2 separate regions of the Homo sapiens genome follow, and region 1 is linked to region 2. A link is a contact called in ENCODE Hi-C or POLR2A ChIA-PET data. All regions are on one chromosome and are shown on one strand. The core of a region is the stretch at or near the end of the contact, and the rest is flanking DNA. Distances in the headings are between cores, read along the strand shown. Region 1 holds the start of RHNO1 (RAD9-HUS1-RAD1 interacting nuclear orphan 1). Region 2 holds the start of KDM5A (lysine demethylase 5A).

Region 1 (6,390 bases), core at 2,197-4,696, 2.5 Mb after region 2:
CCATGTTGGCCAGGCTAGTCCAAACTGCTGACCTCAAGTGATCCGCCCGCCTCAGCCTCCCAAAGTGCTGGGATTACAGGGATGAGCCACTGTGCTCGGCCAGAAGCCTGACTGTTGTAAGCATCAAGACTGACTACACACCTTGCCACTACAGAGGAAAGGCTGGGCTCCCTCACCCCTTTCCCTGGAAGACCACATACCACAGGTCTCCCGTTTCTGCTCGCAAAGGGCTCCAGGTGGTCTAGGAAGATTCACATCCCTAGCTGCAGGTTTTGGTCCCAAGGTCTCCAGGGTCACTTCTGTCCTTTTGGCATCATAGCTGGTTTGGGTTTGAGGCCGGAGTCCTGGAGGCTGAGTTGGGGCTCCCCCACAGCTGATGAGGATGAATTTGTTGGGCCCACTACTGCCACTCTCTTTTCCCTTGGCAGTCAGTGCTGTGATGATGCTGTGAATATTAGCATTGTTGGGGATGGCCACTACTTGCGTGTTGGGCATGGTGGGGTGGTTAATAATCTTGATCCCAGCTGGAAACTTGCAAGAGTTGGACTCTGCCACTTCCTTGGAGGCCTCTGCTTGATTAGACTCCTGTTGGGCAGGGGATCTCTTAGGTTCCTCCTCTGATGTTTCACTTGGGGCATTTTGAACAGGAAGGGGCAGCCTCCGTCTTTTGAGAATCAGTGGCCGACGGGGGCTAGTTTTCATTATGAATCTGCGTTTTCACTCTCCATTGAGAATCACAAGTGTGGACCCTGGAAAATGCAAATAGTGGCAAGATGTTAGAGATTGTTTAGGCTGAGAAGAGGTCCTTTTAGAGAAAGGTGCTCCTCTTTATATGACCAGGAACATGAGCCTAAAGGCCCAGGTAAACATTCCATGGACTTTTGTAAAGACCTCAGATAATAAGGAGATAAGCTTTACTGACAAAAGAAGGCTAAAATTACAGCAGACAGAAGCAATTCAAAGGGCAAAAATGGGACTGGGTTGGAGATAAGACAAAGATCTCCTTGAAGCTTCAGAATATTTGGCTACAGAAATGGATGGGATAGCTACAAATATGTGGAAATCTCTATAATTGCCTACTATAATATAAATAGATCACTTGCAATGACTGTATGGACAGAAATGGAAGATGCTAGAATAGGAAAGCATATGGTAATTAGGAGTCCTGATGAAACTCTGATCCCATAATCCATTCAAGACAAAGGATTTTAATTTTTTTTTTTTTTTTTTTTTTGAGACAGAGTCTCACTTTGTCACCCAGGCTGGAGTGCAGTGGCACGATCTCAGTTCACTGCAACCTCTGCCTCCTGGGTTTAAGCGAGTCCCACGTCTCAGCCTCCTGAGTAGCTGGGATTACAGGTGCCCACCACCACGCCCGGCTAGTTTTTGTATTTTTAGTAGAGACAGGGTTTCACCATGTTGCTCAGGCTGGTCTCAAACTCCTGACCTCAGGTCATCTGCCCGCCTCGGCCTCCCAAAGTGCTGGGATTACAGGCGTGAGCCACCGCGTCTGGCCAAGCCTTTTGATTTTTATATTACTTTGTAAATAGGACCAGTGCACACAGAATCAGGGAAGAAAGGCAGATTGTACTATTGCCACACTACTGGAAAAATCATCTCCCAGTTTACAAAACCTCACATAAAATGGAAACCTCTACTGAAGGCCCATGTAAAGTTGTGCAGCTTGTGCACTGAACAACTCTAGAGGGTGACATTTATTTCACAGGCTATTATACTTGCTCTAATTTAAAAAGCATGTTTTCTTTTACAATTTGTATTGTATTTATACAGTGGCATTTTAGTACTTGCATGTGGTTATATATATTTTAACTAAGCATGCCACTTTATTAATTTCTTTTCCAGAAATAAGACTATAACCCCTGTCTTCTTAGTACCACAATGAGCTATCATCATTACACTAAGGTGGTTCTGAAATGCTAACAGTGTAGTCTTTTTTTTTTAAGTCTTTTGTTGATTTTTTTTAATTTTTTTTTTTTTTTTGAGACGGAGCTTCGCTCTTGTCACCCAGGCTGGAGTGCAATGGCGCAATCTCAGCTCACTGCAACCTCGGCCTCCCGGGTTCAAGCGATTCTCCTGCCTCAGCCTCCCGAGTAGCTGCAATTACAGGCATGCACCACCATGCCCAGCTAATTTTTTTTTTTTTTTTTTAGTAGAAACAGGGTTTCACCATGTTTGCCAGGCTGGTCTTGAACTCCTCAGGTGATCCACCCGCCTCGGCCTCCCAAAGTGCTGGGATTACAGGCGTGAGCCACTGCGCCCGGCCTTTTGTTGATTTTAATAGATACATGGAATATTCTACCATTAAGCAAAATTGTGTAATTCTATTTCACGGAACTTTGGAAGACAGAGGAATTGGCTGTCTCTTTTTTAGGACACTTATTCTCTCCCTGAAAAGCAACTGCACTTTTTTGACATTTGTCATCTGCATAGAGTTCACAGGCCCTCCACACCTCTACCTTCAAATCTCAGTTTTACTTTCACCTCCGATCTTTCCAGGCTTCCCTCTCTCCCCGCATCAATCAGTAGATATTATTCCTCTTTTTCCACAGGATATCTAAGTCTTAATTTTCTCTTCTACTTCCTGACCAGCCCGTTATTATTATTGCCAACACTTTCTTGCCCGGGAAACTTCCAGAGTGGCTCCTCCGACCCATCCCCATCCTGAGCGGGGAAATCTTGCTACATTCTCAAGAACCAGGAAAAGGGCCCTGCAAAAGGGTAAGTAAGATGGAGGCGGTGTTGCCTAGTGGTGAGACAGCCTGGGAGCAGGGGAGTGTGTATGCAGGTTGGTCTTTGACTCAATGTAGTACAATCTCAGTCTTCATCTCAGCCACAGTCGGCCTAAGAAGGTAGGCCACCCCAGCCCTCCCGAGGCCGCGGGCAGGGTGCGGAGGTCAGACTTCCAGGGAAGGCCAAGGGGCGCTTTAAGCAGTGAGAAGGCCACGGCCAGGAGGTGGACGCAGAAAAAACTTGCACCCTGGCTCAGATTCTTCCCGTGTGACCCAAATCTCCACTCGTGGCCCGTGCCCTGCTGCTAGACGCCCTGACCTCCGCGCCCGGAGGCCTTGCTCCCCGCCTGTGCCCAGGCCAGGCCTGGGACTCCATTGCTGCATCCCGCTCACCTCCAGACTGCAGTCGCCGCCGCCGTTAGGCCGTAGCTCCGAAGGCGGGCTCCGGGCTCCTCCAACCTGGGGGCCGAGCCAGGGCCCCGGACGGGGGCTCGCGCCGGACCGGCCGGGTCCCCGGCGGTGCGGGCGGGGTGGGAACCCCGGGGGATCCCGGGAGGGGAGGGGGTCCCGGGCCGGGGCCGGGGGTGGGGTCTGGCACCGGAGCTTTCAGTTTGTTCCGCTGTTTGAAATTGGCGCCGGCGGAGCGTTAAGGTCACGTGACGGAACGTCGCCAATCGGCGCCGGCCTTGTCTCGGCATTCCGGGCTCGAAGGCTGTGCGGTCTGCCAGGAGCTGCGGCCCCGTCCGGCCCGGGCTGGTAAGGCGGACCGCAGGCCGGCTTGTGGGGGAAGAAGTGGCCGTGGGGCCGGGGAGGGGCCGGAGGGGTCCCCGCCGCGTGGGTGGGCGAGCCGAGGGAGAGTTTGGGGACGCGCGGAAGCGGCGTGACAGGCCCGGGTCCCTGGGCCCGCTTTTCCTGCCGCGCTGGTCACGCCAGGCGACACGCCCCCGCTTCCCCTCAGGCTCCTCTGCTCCCCTTTTCAAAGCTCGGCTTTAGTTGATTTCCTCACTGGGGGAAATCGTACCCCATTTTCCCACAGTGAACGATCGTCTGCTCCCCCCGATTAGACTAAGTTCCTTTGAGGGCTGCGTATTATCTCCGCTTTCTTCCATCTTGAAAAAAAATGTCGGCACCATGAACCCTACCTCAGCGCGAAACCTGTCTTTTGCCCCTCCCGAAGCCAAGCCTTCGGATATAATAGACCGTAGTGCTTTATTTATTGACTTAGTCAACCAGTCTAGTTGAGCAACTGCTGTGCGCCAGGCACCGCTAGGCCCTGAAGATACAATGGCAGACAAGGTTCTTTCCTTCCCCTGGGCTCACAGCCCAATCCTGGAAGAGGGGCACAGACATTTTAATCAAATAAACAAATGTGGGCTGGGCATAGTGGCTCACGCCTGTAATCCCAGCACTTTAGGAGGCCGAGGCGGGTGGATCACTTGAGGTCACGAGTTCGAGACCAGCCTGGCAACATAGCGAAACCGCTTCTCTACTAAAAATTAGCCGGGCGTGGTGGTGCGTGCCTGTAGTCCCAGCTACTCTGGAGGCTGAGGTGGAAGGATCACCTGAGGCCGAGAGGTGGAGGCTATGGTAAGCCATGATCACACCACTGCACTCCAGCCTGGGCGACAGAGGGAGACACCGTCTCCAAAACAAACAAATGTTGAATTATTGCTGTAAATTGAAACATTAGAGGTTAATGATACTTTGAGTATTTACAATAACGAGATCTTGAGAGGTAGGACAGGAAAGGCTTTTGTAATGAGAGCTTGGTGTGAGATCTGATGCCTTTTACAAAGAAAGGAGGGAACTCCTCTAAGCAGAGGGAATCAGGCGTGCAAAGGCTGGATGGCAGGAGGAAGCACAGTGAGTACAAAGGCTGAGAAATATCTGAGGGGTTTGAGCTAATCGACCTGAATGGAGTGTGGTGTGAGTTGAAGCTGGAGCCGGAGGAAGCAGAGCCTTAGCCATACCGAGAAGTTTTGTGCTTATCCAAGAATTAAAGGAAACCAGTCATAAGCTTTAAGCAGAAGTGAATCCAGGTCAGATTTGCATTTTAAAAGGTCCCTCTATAGCGGGGATTGCTAGAGTGGATTAGGGCAGAACAGTTGGATGTTGCAATACTCCAGGCAAGAACTGCTGGAGCTTGAAAAAGGGTGGCAGGGAGAGAGAGAGAGGAAGAGAAAGAAGGAGACAGAGAGAGTAAAAAAGGGGCATTAAGAAAACATGTTTAAGAGGTAAAGTTGACAGGGCTTGATGGTGGGTTGGATGGGAGGTAGAAGTGTCAAGATTTTCAGCTGCATAACTGAAGGAATAATGACACTATTCCCTGACCAAGGGCCCTGGAAGATAATCACTTTGGCCAAGGGACGGGCGGGGGGTTGTCAGGGGAATGATCGTGAATTCAGTTTTTGTTTTTTTACTACAAAGCAATGCTCAGAATGAGTTTTTTTTTTAATTATATATTTATTTTTATTTATCTTTTTATTTTTTAGAGACAGGGTCTTGCTCTGTCCCCCAGGCTGAAGTCCAGTGGCATGACCTTGGCTCACTACAACCTCAACCTCCTGGGCTCAGGTGATCCTCCCACCTCAGCCTCCTGAATGGCTGGGACCCCCTACAGGCACATGCCACTACACCCATCTAATTTTTGTATCTTTTGTAGAGACAGGGTCTCACTCTGTTGCCCAGATTGATCTTGAACTATTCGGTTCAAGTGATCCTCCCACCTTCACCTTTCACAGTGTTGGCATTACAGGCATGAGCCACTGTGCGCGGCCAAGTTCAGTTTTAAACTTGTTGAATTTTTTTTTCTTTTCTTTTTTTGAAACAAGGTTCTGGCTCTGTCACTCAGGCTGGAGTTCAGTGGCACGATCTCGGCTCACTGCAGCCTCCACCTCCTGGGCTCAAGTGATCTGCCCACCTCAGCCTCCTGAGTAGCTGGGACTACAGGTGCACGCAGCCGTGCCCACCTGATTTTTTGTATTTTTTGTAGAATTTGGGTTTCACTGTGTTGCCCAGGCTGGTCTCAAACTCATGAGCTCAAGCGATCTGCCCACCCCGGCCTCTGAAAGTGCTGGGATTACAGGCGTGAGCCACTGCGCTCAGCCTTACACATGTTGAATTTGAGGTGCGTTTGAAATATCTAGTTGCTGTTCAGGTAGGTAATGGGATATTTGGGTCCCAAACTTAAGGAATTCTAAAATATATAAATATTGAAGTCATCTACTTCTAGGTGGATACTGAAATACAGGCAGATGAGTTTGCCTAAGAAAAGTATATAGAGTGAGAACAGCTCCAAAGCACAACCAGAGGGGAAGGACTTAGACAGCAGAATGAACTGACCTCTAATTAGAGCAGAAAGAAGATAGATGTTGATACGCATAGGTTTGTATATTTGCTTTCTGGAAAATGAGAGTATTTCCTTTGATGTCTTCTGTATTCTTTGTCAAGTAGGAAGTAAAGTCATTTGTTAAGAGAAAAGGGGTGTTCTGAAGTTCTAAGAAAGTGGGCAGGGTGTGGTGATTCACATGTAATCCTAGCACTTCAGGAGGCTGAGGGAGGAGAATCACTTGAGCCCAGGAGTTCAAGCAAGACCTCATCTCTACAAAAAATAAAATAAGAAACTAACCAGGTGTGGTGG
Region 2 (6,278 bases), core at 1-2,500:
TTTAAACAAGCATCCAGTTGACCCTGGTGCAAGTGGTCCAGCAACATCATTTAAAAAGCACTGGTCTAATGAGTAAAGAAAAACACCTTTGACCTTGAGTAATCACTCAACCTCTTGGGGCATTAATCCCCTCCACACAAGGGATAGTATCTGTTTTCCTTACCTCAAAGGTGAGATTATAATTAACCTTATAGGCAAACCTAGTTATCTGCAATAACTGTGATTCTAAAATCGTTGATCTTGAGTTCCCTACGTCAAGAGATTTCAACATTTCCTTCCACCTCCACTATAAACCAATTTTTCCTAAACCTCTAAATTTTAGAATTATTGCTGCTCCTTCTCTTTCCCCGCTAAGACTTTTTCACTGCGGCAATAATTAGTCTGGAGTTCTTGTCTAGTAATACCATCCGGTGAGACTAGAGCTCAGATAACCTTTTCAGAAACCCTAGCCCTGAGATGAGGCCTGCAAATATTTGATCCAACCAGGTCTTGAATAAAGAGATAGCCGACTATCAAACCATAATGAGGATACGTGAGGGAAGAATACGTCACGTCATAATACTGTACTTTAAACACCATATCGGCTAACGAAAGGCTTTAGGCCCACGGCTGAGAGAAAAGTATCAGTTCCCAAGTTCTAGGCGGAAGAGGCCCAAGAGACACCACTTTCTCGCTTTCAGACGTGTCTACATAAGACCACAAAAGAAACCGAGGCAAAAACATCCAGAAACAGGCTCCAGTTGTCTCAAAAGAGAGTACATATGAAACGAGACAAGGATCAGAAAAGTAAAGCTAAACCCAGTGTACGGACTCCCCCATTCTTCCTTCTCCCCCTCTCTCTTCACAGACTGAGGTACCTTGGGCGGCCGAATTTTGCAGATGCCGGTTTTCTCCGCCAAAGGCCGGATGCGGCCGATAAAGCTGAGCGGATCTGTGAACTCCTCCCAACTCGGCTCAAAGACGGGGCACTCTGGCGGTGGCACGAACTCCGCCGCGTAGCCCCCCGGCCCCACGCCCGCCATTGCAACGGCCGGGGGGGGGGGGGGGTCCCCGTGGGGAACCGGTGGAGAAAAGCTGGCTGAAGCCCACTAAGCCCGTTCAAGTCCCCTGACAGAGGCCGAAGCGCATCTTCGCGGACAAGAACCGTTCAACACAGAAACCCCAGAATCGCTTCCTCCTCCCGTTTGTTATTGTTTCTTGCAAGGCTTTTCCACTGAGGTTCAGGACTTTTCCGGAAGTTACCGTGCTGTCAAATCCCTCCGCCCCCTGCAGGAAACGGAATCCTTCCGCAGCTGCACGACGCCTGTGTGTCTGGCCTTTCCTTCTTCTTCTCTTCCCCGGCAGCACAGTGTGGCTGTTTGTCTCCTTGCCCGCCAAAGTTCTGCCCAGTCCAACGACTCCACGCAGCTCGCCCTTGGTAAGGGGTCGGGGAGGGGCACAAGCTCTTCTTTACTAGAGGTACGGATTGAGGGAAGCCGACGGGGCGAGGCGGGGCGAGGCGCAACGAGGCGGGGCGAGGCGCGACGCGACGTGACGCTTTCTTCCGGCGCGGAGGAATGTGTAATGCCCCAGAGGGCAGAGGTTGTGCTTCCGGTGAGGAGGGTCCCTTTCCCTTTTGTGTATCAGTGCACTCGAAAACACGCCGGGCTTAATCTTAAGCACCGCGCCTCACCGCCCGTGCTTCGTAATTTGTTTTAACCTACCCTGCTGCGTTTATAGCAAGTAGCCTTTCCAGCATTTCTCTTTTTTTAGCCCTTTGAATGCAGATATTTTACAGTAATCTCACTCTGCCACTTTATACCCGCCTCTTCTCCATCAAAACAAGTGCAGGTCTAACCCATCCCCTAAATCCTGCCAGCTGGCTTTAGCCACCATCCATGAATTGCTTTTCCTTTTACACAGGACGCAGCAGCTCTCCTGAATTACCAGCCAGTATCGTCTAGCTACCTGCAGGACATCTCACTTTGATAACTCAAAGTACTTTAATTGTTCACTGTTTCTTCAGTGTTCCTGGTTTCCATTAATGACTTCATCTATTCAGTTGCCTGAGCAAAAAAAAAAAAAAAAAAAAAAAATCAAGAAATAATCCTAATTCTTTCTGCTCTCACTTCCCATGTATAATCGTGTGTCTCTCCATCCCCGTTACCAGTATCCTAATTTAAATACTCTTACTGACAACAGCTGATTTCTCCTCTCAAATCCCTCTCCATCCACACGTTGGATTGCTTTGTCTAAAATCCAGAATTCATCTTGTCACTTTTCATCTCCAAACTCAACAACTCCAAACATCTTTTTTAATTGCTGATTTGCTGCTTTGCTCTCCAGCTTCATCTCTCCTGCTTCTCCATATGATCTACAGAAGTTTTTGTGGTGACTTTAGTACACCATGATTTTTCTCACCTCTGAGTAACAAATCAGGGGACTTTGAATAACGCAGATTGCCCTCCATAATGTGAGTAGGCCTTATCCAATCAACTGAAGGCCTGAATAGAACAAAAGACTGACCTTCCATGAGCAAGAAGGAATTTTGCCAGTAGATGGCTCTCAGACTTGAACTGTAGCATCACCTTTTCCCTGGCCTCCAGCCTGCCAACCCACCCTGCAGATTTTGGACTTGGAAGCTCTATAATCAAGTGAGTCAAGTCCTTAAAATAAATATCTTTATAAACACACACACACACACACACACACATCTTATTGGTTCTGTTTCTCTGGAGAACCGTGAATACATCTAGGGTTGGAGGGTTCAAGATGGCCTCACTTACGTGTCTGGCAGTTGGTGCTGGCTATTGGCTGGGAAGTCTTAGTTCTCCACATGGCTTCTCATCTTCTGGTAGATGGAGCTTTTCCACTGCATGGTGGTCTTAGCATTCTAAGAAGATGAGAGTGGAAGCAAAGACCTAAAGCCTAGACTCCAAAATGTACAAGATCACTCCATCATATTCTGTTGGTCAAAGCAAGTCATAAGACCATCCCAGATTCAAGAAGTGGGAAAATTCCAATTTTTTATGAGAAGAGTGACAATGTCACATTACAAAGGGGTGTAGACACAGGACGCTGTGATTCATAATAATTCCATACAATTATTATAATGATTTATGTCCAGGTGCAGTGGCTCACGCCTGTAATCCCAGCACTTTTTGAGGCCAAGGCGGGCAGATCACCTGAGGTCAGGAGTTTGAGACCAGCCTGGCCAACATGGTGAAATCCTGTCTCTATTAAAAATGTACAACAATTAGCCCAGGCGTGGTGGCAGGCGCCTGTAATCCCAGCTATCCAGGAGGCTGAGGCAGGAGAATTGCTTGAACCCAGGAGGTGGAAGTTGTAGTAAGCCGAGATCGTGCCACTGTACTCCAGCCTAGGCAAGAAGAGTGAGACTCTGTCTCCAAAAAAAAAAAAATTTACAACAAAGTCTTTGATTTTTACCACTTAAATCTGGAAAACTATATTATTCGGAAAAAGAAATAATGGAATTCCGAATAAAACAAGCCACTGATAATTCATTTTATTAAACATTCAATTAAATGTAATGGTTTTGCTTTCAAATTAACAGAGCGTGAGAACCTGATAGAACCTCAGTATAAGCACAAATCCTTAAAAGCTTTGATTGGTCCTATTTATTTCCTGTTATTTTCTTCAGATTATACTTACCTATTTTATTTTAAACTGTCTCTCTAGTAGAATAGAAAATGTATAATGATTCTCAATCATTTTTATTTGCCACAGTACTTCTGAGAAATCTGTAGTGGTTGCTTACAACAGCAGGAAGTCTGTAAGAGAAGACAGTGAATAGAAGGGCAGCAAATATTAACATCTCTGGTGCGAACAGAAGAAACTTCTGTAGTTACAACCACCTCACATTCTGATGCTTCCCTCAGGGGGGGCACATGAACCCCACTCCCACCTCTCATGCTTACCCCTTTGAAAATCACTGTTGTAAAAATCCAAATTGTGTTTCATCAGCTTCTATGAGGGCATTCTGCACACACAATGTTAAACTGAGTCAATAGTATTTGGGTTTCTGGTCAGAACAGTGGAGTATAACTGTAGTTTAAAAGGATCATTTGCATTACTTAAACAATCCTTGACAGTAACTTTTCAGAAAAAAAAAAATTAGAGTATTATTTATCTGAAATTTATTATCCTGAGTGTTAAAATAGACTAAAATGAATACTTAGATCTGATAATCATTTGGCTAGACCGTGGTCCCTGGATTTTTAAAAAATGCAATAAAACCTCACAAAATCAGATTAATTAGGGTTAGTTTCAGAGAGGGAAAAGTCAAAATTACTGAATTCTTAAACAAATGTCATTTTAATTCAAGAATAATTTCCACCAGTGATTCTCAAACTGTTTTGGTGTCAGGACGCCTTTACTCTTAAAAATTATTGAGGCCAGGCACGGTGGCTCATACCTGTAATCCCAGCACTTTGGGAGGCCGAGGCGGGCAGATCACTTGAGGTTAGGAGTTCGAGACCAGCCTGGCCAACATGGAGAAACCGCATCTCTACTAAAAAATACAAAACTTAGCCGGGCGTAGTGGTGGGCACCTGTAATCCCAGCTACTTAGGAGGCTGAGGCAGGAGAATCGCTTGAACCTGGGTGGCGGAGGTTGCAGTGAGCCAAGATGGTGCCACTGTACTCCAGCCTGGGCAACAGAGTAAGACTCTGTCTCACAAAAAAAAAAATTATTGAGAACCCCCAAAGTTCTTGTTTATATGCATAATACATATTGATGTTTACTATATTAGAAATTAAACCTAAGATGTTTAAAATATTTTATTCATTTCAATATAAAACTTTTATATTTAAATACATTTTAAAAATAATAACTATATTTTCCAAAACAAAAAAATCTGGTGAGAAGAGTGGCATTGGTTTACATTTTTTGTACTTTTTTTTTTAACATTTGGCTTAGCAGGATCGAGCTGGATTATCATATCTGTTTCTCCAACCCGTTACAATATGTTCTTTTGGTTGGAATATATGAAGAAAAACCAGCACCACACAAATATGTAGTTGGGAAAGGAAGAGCATTTTATTTATTTTTTAATTTTTATTTTCTTAGACACAGGGTGTCACTCCGTTGCCCAGTTGGAGTGCAGTGGCACAACCCCAGCTTACTCCAACTCTTGGGCTCAGGCAATCCTCCTGCCTCAGCCTCCCAAGTAGCTAGGACCACAGGTGTGCATCGTTATGCCCAGCTAATTAAAAAAAATTTTTTTGTAGACATGGGATCTTGCTATGTTGCCCAGACTGATCTCAAACTCCTGGGCTCAGGGATCCTCCCACCTCGGCCCCCCAAAGTGCTGCGATTACAGGCATGAGCCACCATACGTAGTGCAGAGAAGCATTTTAATAACCTTCTCAGATGACTGTAATTTCTTAAAGGCTAACAATTTGGAATCTAAAACTTTATCAGTTAACTTTTTTACACTGTTACATTAAAATGGTAGTCAATCTTGTCCTTTTTTTTTTTTTGAGACAGAGTCTCGCCCTTCCCCCAGGCTGGAGTGCAATGGTGCGATCTCAGCTCATTGCAACCTCTGCCTCCTGGGTTCAAGCAATTCTCCTGCCTCAGCCTCCTGAGTAGCTGCGATTACAGGCACCCACCACCACACTCAGCTAATTTTTGTATTTTTAGTAGAGACGGAGTTTTGCCATTTTGGCCAGGCTGGTCTCGAATTCCTGGCCTCAGGTGATCCACCTGCCTCGGCCTCCCAATGTGCTAGGATTACAGGCGTGAGCCACTGCGTCCAGCCAATCTTGTCCTTGAATGGACTTTTTTACCCAGTCATGCTTTTGTAACATCATGCATTGGTCATTTAGAAAATACTGGTTCACTGAGTTATACGGCTTTTCCTAATGTTGACATGTATTATTATATAATATCAAAAAAATTTACAAAAATATCACCATCAATTTATCAGGCAATTGGGAAGTTGTCAAACTCATGATGACAGAAACAAGTTTTCCAAAATTATAATTTTCACTTGAAAGCTCAAATTTTATTATTGCCAACAAATACCATTAGTTGTTTTCATTGAAGAGATTGACTCACTTTGTTCATTTTCAAGAAAAGATCTGCCGTATCTAAGTCTGAACAACCATAGTTTGTCTGTTAGTCCTTCTGGTGTTCTGTGAAAAAAGTGGCTAGTTGAGCTGGTATTATTTCCTCGAGAAAACCCTCTGTATGCAACTGAGTGCGTTATGTGTTCTTCTTACTTCATCGCACAGACAAAAGACATATTTAAAGGTCCAGATTTATCACAGTTAAT

The links. Hi-C counts contacts between places; a loop is a spot of excess contacts on that map. ChIA-PET counts read pairs that join two places held with the same protein, here RNA polymerase II (POLR2A). Pooled maps may share reads with other maps.
Region 1: a loop to region 2 is called in a pooled map, with 7 times the contacts of the local background. The contact joins the promoter of RHNO1 here to the promoter of KDM5A in region 2. A Hi-C loop is called at or near these places in 6 of 50 pooled maps. POLR2A ChIA-PET finds 5 or more read pairs at or near these places in 2 of 52 experiments (WTC11 and activated CD8-positive, alpha-beta memory T cell).

The regions. Positions count from the first base shown.
Region 1 is chr12:2,873,777-2,880,166 of GRCh38, forward strand. It overlaps RHNO1 (RAD9-HUS1-RAD1 interacting nuclear orphan 1), which reads left to right and starts at 3,447. Exons shown (of 3, transcript NM_001252499.3): 1 at 3,447-3,506. FOXM1 (forkhead box M1) reads right to left here and starts at 3,398. Exons shown (of 9, transcript NM_021953.4): 1 at 3,144-3,398; 2 at 201-749. The coding sequence starts at 702. RefSeq lists silencers at 3,154-3,223, 3,264-3,703 and an enhancer at 5,287-6,240.
Region 2 is chr12:388,070-394,347 of GRCh38, forward strand. KDM5A (lysine demethylase 5A) reads right to left here and starts at 1,251. Exons shown (of 28, transcript NM_001042603.3): 1 at 858-1,251. The coding sequence starts at 1,022. LOC105369594 (a long non-coding RNA gene) reads right to left here. Exons shown (of 4, transcript XR_007063149.1): 3 at 3,652-3,770; 4 at 1,964-2,872. It also overlaps a transcript of CCDC77 not described here. RefSeq lists an enhancer at 1,414-1,708.